Regions from separate parts of the Homo sapiens genome. Here region 1 is linked to region 2. Evidence: chromatin loops called from intact Hi-C (ENCODE). Cell type or tissue: IMR-90. All regions are shown on one strand. Each heading gives the region's core, and the rest is flanking DNA. Links, peaks and the distances in the headings are about the cores only.

Evidence for each region. Hi-C counts contacts between places; a loop is a spot of excess contacts. Peaks named below come from ENCODE experiments on the same cell type or tissue, not always from the same donor. Only the 100,000 strongest peaks of a DNase experiment are listed, where the experiment ranks them.
Region 1: a loop joins it to region 2, with 10 times the contacts of the local background. A loop is called at or near these places in 6 of 110 quality-filtered maps.

Annotation. Positions count from the first base shown.
Region 1 is chr19:42,929,737-42,935,228 of GRCh38, reverse strand. The region is part of intron 2 of PSG7 (pregnancy specific beta-1-glycoprotein 7); the gene reads left to right. Among named protein-coding and RNA genes, the nearest start is that of PSG7, 4.7 kb to the left of the region's middle. In IMR-90, for the core only: a CTCF peak has its summit at 4,756 (motif pointing left); DNase peaks (open chromatin) are centred at 738, 2,201, 2,608 and 4,738; H3K27ac peaks cover 2,379 bases.
Region 2 is chr19:43,029,077-43,034,568 of GRCh38, reverse strand. No RefSeq gene overlaps it. Among named protein-coding and RNA genes, the nearest start is that of PSG11, 5.4 kb to the right of the region's middle. In IMR-90, for the core only: a CTCF peak has its summit at 2,703 (motif pointing right); a DNase peak (open chromatin) is centred at 2,738.

The DNA.
Region 1 (5,492 bases), core at 196-5,195, 99 kb after region 2:
AATTCCTTTCTCACATCCAGACCCTGCAGAAACTTGCTGCAGAGGAAGGACAGTCTGATGGGGGGACTCAGCAGGAGGAGATCAGTCTCAGCCAAGCACCTCATGCCCTCTTCATAAATTTGACCCTGAGAAAGACCCTGGAAAACTGAGTAGGGCTTGGCCTGAGGGGCCCCCTGAGACCCTCAGAGAAGCTCAGCCCTAGAAGCCTCAACCCCAGACCCCTGTCCCTAAATCCTTGCTCCAGATAAAGCTGAGGAGCCTGTGCCAGGACTGGGTTATGGTTTCTTGGGCAGGGCTTACTGGGACTAAGAATTTTCCAGCTGTCTGAGGACTGTGTCTCCTGCAGCTGTTCACCAGCCAGGGCTCAGCCCTCAGAGCCTCATCTGGGCAAGGACAGAGCTTTCTTCACCTGACACTCAGAGTGGAGAGGACAGAAAGACAAGCTTTGTAGGCCATCAGCCAACTGCCTTAGGAGGCCTAGGACACTCCATAGAAAGTCTAATATCCCCAGAAGCAGAAACAGAAGAGAGAAGATGTACCAGGTAGCAGCTTGTCCACAGGGATCTGACGTAAAGGTGCTTTCTCATGGAAGCAAATTAATAATAAATGCTGTTTGGTGAACATTTCCACAGTGCTACGCATTAGGTCAGGTGACTGTGAATAATTTAACATTTATTCACAGATAGCATGAAAAGCCACAGTCCATTTGCCATTTAGCTTATTTGATTGAGAGAAAACTGAGTCACAGGAAAGCACAGTCACTGAGCCAGAGTCACACAAACACAAAGGGGAGATCAGGGTCACATGAGGTCTGTCTGCAGCCACAGGCCCATCCTCTCCTCCACCAGAAGTGAGGGCTTACTGGGTTCCAAGCACCCCATACTCATTTATTGGCTCAAATCCTCTCTTCTTAGGCATCCAAACCTCAGAGGAGTGAGAGCAAGTGGTCACCTGATTAGTCTGCACTCCAGAACTAAATCAGCTGCCTCAACCATCAGAGTCAGTGCAAAAAAAATGTCCAGGTCTCCCCCTCAGATCTTAACACCCATCATTGAACCTGAAATCCTGTGTTTCCCAAAGTTCCCATGTCACTGTCATGAGAGGATCAAGGAGAGGACCTTGTTTTCTTTCCCCACTCACACCCTGCACCAGCACAGGCCCAGCCAGAGACACATACTCAGGAGCTCTCACATAACAAATAAAGGAATTGAATGCAGAAATGACTGATCCAAAACCTCTTTAGAGACTGGATCTTGGATGCAGAATCCCAGGAGTTTCTAGCCACACCTGTCCCTTGTCCTTCGGAGGCTGACACCCATGTTTCATCACCCCACTACCTCTTGCCCCTAAAGCCACCCCACCTCATGTAACTCTGAAGCTCTTTGGCCACGGAGGGTTCTCAGGGCTCCTTGGTCCTGGACTGTGGAAATGGGGGCACCTTGTCCCTGGGGTCACTGAAGTCAGTGTAGCCCTCACTGCTCACTGCCATGGTGTCTCTGCCTCTCTCTGCTTCTCTGTGTCCCTCATCTTCCTCCCACTTCATTCTGACTGGCAAGCCCTGTCCTGCACAGCTTCTTCCTCCACTGCTAGGCCTTCCGCAGACACTCCCTCTAACTAGGCTGACTGTTCTGTTCCCTTCCCGCTAACACTGTGGCCTGGCCCACCTCCCAGGAAATAGGAAAGGTGCAGAAATCACCTGGAGTTGCCACTCCTGCCAGGCTTCATCTCGAGCCAATGACCCCAGGTCACTAAGAGAATGAGCTTCCACTGTATTTCCATCCAGGGCTCTTTCACTTTGTGAGGCTGACCTGTGGACAAGACCATGGGACAGGGATAGGCAGTTCCTCCATCCACTCTTATAATTGCCAGACAAGTTCTTCTGGCCTCCTGCACACATACATACACCAAAAAAAAAAAAAAATATATATATATATATATATATATATATATATATATATATATTGAAATGGTGATTTGTAGTAAAGAATGATTTTAATGACTCCAAGTCTGCCAAACAGGAGGACAGAGGTTTATTATTACTCAAATCAGCCTCCCCAGTGGATCAGGGGTTAGAGATTTTCAAGGATAGTTTCAGGGGCACAGGACTAAAAAATGAGTACTGCTGATTGTTTGGTGATGGAATCATGTGGGCAGAGGGAAATGATCTGTTAGTGCTTGAATCTGCCTCTAGGTAGGGACCACATGACTGGCTGAGCCATTAGTCATAGGTATAGATGAGGTCAGCCGGTTGCCAGAATGCAAAAGAATGAGAAACATCTCAAAAGACCAATCTCACGTTCTACAATAGTGATGTTATCTATAGGAGCAATTAGTTACAAATTTTGTAAACTCTTGCCAAATGACACTGGAGCAGTCAGGGATTATAGAAACTGTGCCAACATTTTAGCAGAATTCAGTTCCCTCTTATAATCTAAATCTCATGGTCTTTCACTAGTTTTACCAAGGCAGTCCCTGGGCAAAGTAAGGGTGTTAGTTTTATGGAGGAACTATCATCATTCTTGCTTCAAAGTTAAACCATAAACCAAATTCTTCCCAAGGATAGCCTGGCCTATGTCCAGGAATGAGTGAGGACAGCCAGCCTGAGACTAGATGCCAGATGGAGTCAGCCACGCTAGTTTGCTGTCACTGTTGTAATCTTTGCACGGACTCATCAGGGTGTCAGAGGCTGGAAGGGCCTGCAGTTCCCAAAGCCCATGGGCTCATTTCACCCATTTCACTCGTGACTCCATTCTCAACCTGCTATGGAGCTCACATTCTTTTGTCACTTCCTAGAGACTTCTGGCTTTCTGTCAGGCATATAACAAGCTTGGAATTTGTCACTCGGTTCTAACACTAAGTAAAACGCTGAACAAACTCAAAAGTCAACAACTCGTTAAAATCCCTCAGAGATGGCTGGGCACAGTGGCTCACACCTATACTCCCAGGACTTTGGGAGGCCGAGGCAGGCACAAGGTCAGGAGATACAGACCATCCTGGCTAACATGGTGAAACCCCGTCTCTACTAAAAATACAAAAAATTAGTGGGACGTGGTGGTGGGCACCTGTAGTCCCAGCTACTCGGGAGGCTGAGGCAGGAGAATGGAGTGAAACCGGGAGGCGGAGCTTGCAGTGAGCTGAGATCATGCCACTGCACTCCAGCCTGGGTGACAAAGAGAGACTCTGTCTCAGAAAAAAAAAATGCTGTTTGAGAAATGAAGAATGCTTTTGATGCTTACTGGTAGACTGCACACAGCTGTGGAAAGAATACCTAGCTTGAGAATGTGTCAATAGAAACTTCCAAAACTGAAACAGGAAAGTTCAAAAAGAGTGGGGGAAAAAAAGTGGAACAACATTTCAACTTCATATTTAGTATTTTGTTTTGACAATAGCAATTTTTAAATTTTGTAGTTGTGGGACAACTACAAAGGCTGTAACATACCCTTAATGGGAATACAGGTGGTTTGGGGACCAGATCGAGGTGGCCAGGTAGGTGCTATCTCATGGTTTTACTGCCTGTGCCACATACAACTGTTTCCTCATGATGATGCCGTTTTCATAAGTTGGAGTTCTTCGTGTGGGGAGACACACGAGCCATTGCCATCTCACTTAGCCTCTTACTAATTCACACAAACTTAAACTCTAGTGGTGTTTCCTGAGCTTAAGAGAAAATGAAGAAAGCATTTCACATACCTGTTTTGGGGTCCTCCGCATTTTTCCTAACTCTGCCCAGAAATTATAAGCAGGCAGTTCTTTCTATATTTACTAACATAACACTCATCACTTCTTTTAATTTGGCATCCTTCCTCTCTTTATGTAATTGATGCACTGACCAGTTCTGTCCTTTTAACGGGACTCTCTCTACTTAAGGAGCTGCTAATTCAAATCACCTTTGGCATCTTTCTTTGAGCATAATGTGATCCTGCTGGAATTCACGGCACACCTAAACCTCATTTTCGTCTCAAGAGAAATACTACTACCAGCAATTGATCTTAGATGTTTGGACCATCAGTAAAAATTTCCACTAATGAAAACATTTTAATGTTTCCTCCAAATTTTTCTTTTGTTATTAGAGTCAGAACATAACCTGAGGTCTAAACTCCTGACAACATTTTATGGGAAAATTACAGTATTACGAATTGAGCATCCCAAATCCAGAAATCCACAATCTGAAATGCTCAAAACTCAACCCTTCTGACCACTGATGTGATGCTAAAAAGAAGTGCTCACTGGCGCATTGTGGATTTTAAATTTTTCAGATTTGGGATGCTAAACCAGTACATGTACTGCAAATATTCCAAAATAAAAAAATTAGAAATTGAAAACACTTTGTTTTAACCTTTCTGCATAAGGAGCACTTTATCTGTATGAACTATAGGCATGAGGCTGTACAGGAGATCTCTAGAACCCCCTCATCCTGCATAACTGAAACCACACACCCACGGAACAGTGCCCTATTCCCCTAATCCCAGCTCCTGGAAACTACTATTCTACTCTCTGATTCACTCTGGAATCCACTGATATGAGGTACATAGAGTAGTCAAACTCAGAATCAGAGGGTAGAATGTCTAATGAGAGAAAGTATCTGCAAGACTTCTTCCCAAATATTGGTCTAATATCCACCAAACACATATGGTCCATGAGGACCAGACTTCCATCATCAGTTCATGTTCACCCTTTCCACCAGTCAGTTCTGTATTTGCAAACATCAACATGTATTTCTAGAAAGATCCACATGGTCCTCACCTGCCCTCTACAGGGGAAAGGGAGCATCATGGACCCAGAACAGGGAACATGGTCTTGGGCCAAACCTATCAGCTCTTGCCTGTCCCCTTCACTCTTTGTAGGTCATTCCTTGGACTCTGCTCTATCTTTAGAGGTCACTGGCTCAAGTCAGTCACTATGAGACACCTGGGAAAACTGCGCCACCTTGTGGCTGCACTGCCTGATGACTGAACTGACCTCCAGGCTTGACTCTGGTCTCCCCTGTGTTATTTCTGCTGAAGTACCCAGTCCCAGGCCAGGCTTTCCAGTACCCAAAGGGTTTAAGGACAATGGGAAGTTCCATCATCCATCTCTAGGATGTCCTTGGAAAGGGAAGCTGAAGAGAAAACATACCACAGGGGGCAAAGTAAGATTGAAACTAAGAAGATTCCAGCACTGAATGCTCCAAGTGAGGACCACAAGGTGGGCCAGGCAGGCAGTTGGAGATGGAGGGACTCAGAGAGGCACCAGAAGCTGTGACTGCTGGTCCTGTGTCTTTCCATGACCCAATGCTGCTGCTCAATTCACACTTGAGAAAGTCCATGCTTCTCCCACATAAAGCAGGCAGCCTCACAATCTCTGAGCCCTCAGATTGCCATGCATCTGTCTTGTAACACACACACCTGCCATGGGCTTTTAAGGACTTGGGTGGGCTGAGAGGTTGGAAATGCCAACTCTGATTGAAAAATGCCTTTGGAGGAGTCAAAGGTGCCACACAGGGCAATCTTCTC
Region 2 (5,492 bases), core at 110-5,109:
GACATGTAAAATTATCTGAAAAGCATTTTCAAATCATAAGTAGTAAAGGAAGCTAAACCTTCTCTATGTTATATTTATGGATATGTTACTGATATGATTGTTCCAGAAATTGTATGAGATTCCTAGAAATTAATTATGTTATCAGCCATAATGTCATGTACCACAGAAGTAACGAACTTTTTATGTGAGCTGTGTTATCATAATGAATTCTCATCAGAGTTTTAACCATAGTCATTTAAAATCTTTGTCATTCACACACGTTGTTTTTATTCTTCCTCAAAGCATTTCCAATCAGCTACAGTCCAAAATTGCTTCCTTTTCAAGGAGATTTATGGAAAAGATGCTGACAAGTAGACTTTAATACAAGTTTCTGATAACTTTCAGATTATACCACTGGACTGTCTAAGAACTTACAAACCTTTAACAAACAGGCTGATATCTTCAGAAAATTCTAAGCCTACCAAGCAGGAAAAACATTGATTTCATTGAAATAATTGATCATAATGAGGATAATGTTTTTAAGATTTTTATTTGAAAATTTGCTGATTCTTTAAATGTTTTATTTTCTAGATTCATGGAATTTTTTTAATCTATCTATAGCTTATAGCAGTTCAATAAACTATACTTCTGGGAACAATAATTGAAACACTTACTTTTGCTGTCTAGCTGACTGCCCCAGAATTGGGCAACTATTCATGAGTGTTGATATGTTTAAGGTAATACACATATTTGCACAAGTACAGTAACAATCTGCTCTATTTTTAACAGGACATATTTGAAATCATTTGTTATATTACCAAGGCTTTGACTGGGTTGTTATATTTAAGAATATATTTAGAATGAACCAATATGAACTGCAGGCAAAGTCTGAAGTCAGCCTTGGTTTGGCTTCCTATTCTCAAGAGGTTTGTAAAAGTCTAATCTCAGATTCCTTATAAAAACTTAGAGCAAAGAAAATTTTAAAAGAGAGCCTATCTGGCTCATTGCTACTCTTGCTGCACTTATGTAAAGAATCAGACTATGTTTGAAGAAACTCAACTTATTTTGCAAACAAACTTATTCTACTGAAATTATCATTGGTAAAACTAGAGATGCCCATAGAGAGAAAAATTATGTGGAAAATAAAAACTGTAGTATACCGGTTATGAGATTGCAGCTCTGTTCATTGTTTCTGTGTTTTTATTATTCACCTGTAGACTGGACATTACCCTGAATTCTACTAGTTCCTCCAATTCCATTTTCTCCCATGGAATCACTAAGACCAAGACCCACTCTGTTCCAGAAGCCCTATAAGTGGGAGGAGGACAACTCAATGTAAATTTCATGGGAAAATTCTTGTACCTGAAGTGTGAGCCACTCAGAACTCACCAAAATGTTGGACAGCATAACAACAGATGCTCAAACTGTAAACCAGGACAACAAGTTGATGACTTCACACTGTGGACAGTTCTCCCCAAGATGTCAAAATAAGACTCCCCATCATGATGAGGCTCTCGCCCCTCTTAACTGTCCTTGCTCATGCATGCCTCTTTCATTTGGCAGGATAATGCAGTCATTAGAATTTCACATGTAGTAGCTTCTGAGGGTAACAACAGAGTGTCAGATATGTCATCTCAACCTCAAACTTTTACATAACATCTCACGGGGAAATGTGGCTCTCTCCACCTTGCATACAGGGCTCCCAATAGAAATGAACACAGAGATATTGCCTGTGTGTTTGCAGAGAAGATGGTTTCTATAAAGAGTAGGAAAGCTGAAATTATAGTAGAGTCCCCTTTAAATCCACATTGTGTGGATGGCTCTCATGATTTCCTAAGAGATACGTTGTAAAACGTGACAGTAATGCTGATTCTAGCAGAATAAAACATGTACCACATTTGCTAATACTGTTCTCTTAAAATAATTTTAAAAGAATGGGGTGGGCCCTCCCATGTGTCCAGGCCAGGTCTCTGAACAGAATCCTCCATCTGCAGTAACAATGCCTAAGAAGATGACATGGACTTGGTCCTGATATGCAGCCATTCCTGTGTACCCTTCCCCTGCTGCAGGGCCGTACCAGCATAGGGCCCAAATCTTCAGCTGCAGAGCTGAGACAGAACATGGGATACCCAGCATCACTTACCTTCTTCCAGTCCACTGCAGTGGCTACTGGCATGGCCCATTTACCCCTGAGGACACCCATCTGCTAACCCACAGTTTCTAAGAGTCAGACTTTCCTGGCTTTTCTGAGCCCCAGCTGCTTTCACTCTGCTGAACCCTTCTTCTCCCCACAGGTGTCATTGCCTTAGCAGACACCTCTTTCAGCTGCAGCTAACAGGTAAGCCAAGACCCAGACCCCAGAGGATAAACAAGGATTTCAAAACCTACTGTGTCCAATGGAGGTGCCCACTTGTGGGCGGCAAGCCACCCAGGTGCTGAGGCAAGAGACTCAGGGCATGAGCTGTTCCAGTATCATAAAATATAAAAGAATAGTTATACCAGATACAGATCTTAGATATGATTATATGTGAATATCATTAATCATTAGTTGGTAGGAATTACTTTTTATTCCAACATTAGAGTAATCATCACTCTGTAATCATAACCTAGGAAAAGCCAGGCCATACAGAGATAGGAGCTGAGGAGACACAGTGAGAAGTGACCAGAAGACAAGAGTGCGAGCCTTCTGTTATGCCCAGACAGGGGCACTAGAGGGCTCCTTGGTCTAGAGGTAACGCCAGAATCTGGGAAGATGCCTGTTGCCAAGCAGACCTTGGTCTAGTGGTAGCCTCAGTGTCAAGGAAACACACCCACTACTTAGCAGACTGGGAAAGGGAGTCTCCCTTTCCCTGGGGGAGTTTAGAGAAGACTCTACCCCTCCACCTCTTGTGGAGGGCCTGACATTACTCAGGTCCACCTGCAGTTATCCAGAGGCCTCACCATCTCCCTATGATGCTGTGCTTCAGTGGTCACGCTCCTAGTCCGCCTTCATGTTCCATCCTGTACACTTGCCTCTGCCGTTTAGTTAGCAGTAGCAAATTAGTGAAAGTACTAAAAGTCTGTAATAAGCAGAAATAATGCTGTAAGCTCTCTCTCTCTTTCTTCTTTCTCTCTCTGCCTTGGCTGCCAGGCAGGGAAGGGCCCCCTGTCCAGTGGACATGTGACCCATGTGACCTTACCTATAATTGGAGATGGCTCACACTCCTTATCCTGACACTTTGTCTTGTATCCAATAAATATCACCACAGCCTGGCATTTGGGGCCACTACCGGTCTCCGCGTCTTGGTGGTAGTGGTCCCCCGGGCCCAGTTGTCTTTTCTTTTATCTCTTTGTCTTGTGTCTTTGTTTCTACAATCTCTCATCTCTGCACATGGGGAGAAAAACCCACCGACCCTGTGGGGCTGCTCCCTACACCCACTGCACAGAGACATAAAGAAGTTGAGATGTATACACCTCCCCCAACAACATTGTATCCCAAAACAATGTCCTCTCTGCCCCTCATCGTGGAACTCACTGTCTCTCACCACGTGGGCAAGTGCTTCCAGGGTCTCACAATTCTTCCACAAGAGGCAAGGCACACTTTAACATAGCACTTCAGCAAATAAAGTGGTGACAGTTTACCTACTTAGATAAAGTTTTTTAAAAGGCTCTCCCAAATTTCCCCATGAAGAAGACAGAAAAGGCTTTCCCAATGGTGAAACATTCGCCTCCCCACCTTTCAAAAAAGGATCCCTGAATAGCCAAAAGAATCTTGCCAAAATAAATTGTAGGACTTGAACTTTCTTATTTGAAATCTCACAAAGGAGTACAATTATTAAAACAAGCTGCTGGCAAAAGAATGAACATAAAGACAAATGGGATAGAATTGAGAGTCTAGAAGCAAACCCTCACACTTATGGTCAATTAGTCTTTGAAGAGAGTGTCAAGACAACTTAATGGAGGAACAATTCTCCTTTCTAATGATAGTGCAGAAACAACTAGATAACCACATGCAAAACAGTGAATTTAGATAACTCTACCTCACACCGTATCAAACAATTCCCTAAAAAATTGATCAGTGAGTTAAATATAAGACCTATAACCATAAAAACATCTCAAAGTAGACATAGAGGTAAATATTGATGACCTCAAATGTGCAATGGATTCTTAGATATGATACAAAAGCATGAGAAAGAAGAAAAACAAGATATATTGGGCTTTATCAAGATGTGAGCATTTTGTACATCAAAGGAAATTATCAAGAAAGTAATTAATAGACACAGAATGAGAGAAAATATTTGCAAACCACATATAGGCAGTTTTCATGTTCAGATAATATAAAGAACTAGCTACAACTCAATAAAGAAAGGACAAATCATCCAATTTATAAATGGGCAAAAGAGTCAAATAGACATTTCTTCAAAGAAGATATACAAAGAGTCAAGAAGGACATGAAAAGATACTCAACATCATTAGTCATCAGGAAAACACAAAGTCAAAGCTGCAATGAGACACCACATCACATCTACAAAACTGGTTACCATTCTTTTAAAATGTTAAATAACAAGTAGCAGTATTATGTAGAATTTGGAATCCTCATATATTGCTCGTGAGAATATAAAAAGGTACAGCCTCTAGGAGAAACAGTTTTGCTGTTCCTCAAAAAGCTAATCATATAATTCTCATTTGAAACAACATCCATTCCTAGGTATATACCCAAAGAATTAAATCCAGGACTCAAACAGGTACTTGCATGATAGTGTTGATTGCAGCATTATTCACAAAAGATTAAATATGAAAACAATCCAAGTGCTCATCAATGCATGAATAAATAAATATGGTGACACATACAACAGAATGTTAATCTGCCATAAAGAGGAATGAAGCTCTGACACCCACTGGAACATGCATGGACTATGGAAACATTATGCTAAGTGAAATATGTCAGAAACAAAATAACATCATTGTATAATTCCATTTATATGAAACATCAAGAATAGGCAAATTCATAGAGACAGAGTAGAGATGATCAAAGTCTAGGGTGGAACATACAGGGAGGTATTGTTTGAAAGATACAAAGTTTCAGTTTAAAGTGATAAAAATTTTCTAGGAAAAATAGTGGTGATGGTAATTTAACACTGTGTATGTGGTTAATTTCACTTGATTGTGCATCTTAAAGTGGTTAGAATAGCACATTATTCACAGAACTGTGAAAAATAGATTTCTGTTATGTAATTCACCCAGGCTAAGGCATTTGTTATGGCAGCTGAAGCCCATGAATACATCATCTGACCCAGTGTTTCAATGAAAGGCATGAGTTTTTCAATCAAGTTACCTGGAAGCTCCTGTCCCCAGGAGTACCAGAGGCCCCAAAACAAGAGCTCCAGCAGAGGCTCAACCAGCACAGGTCCCATAGGGCAGCCTCAATGTCAGCCTCTGGATGGCATGTGAGGCTACAATGATACAACCACAAAGTGAAAATGTCAGTATTTTTACTACTTACAGACACTAGGGAGCACTCGGCACACCTGGAG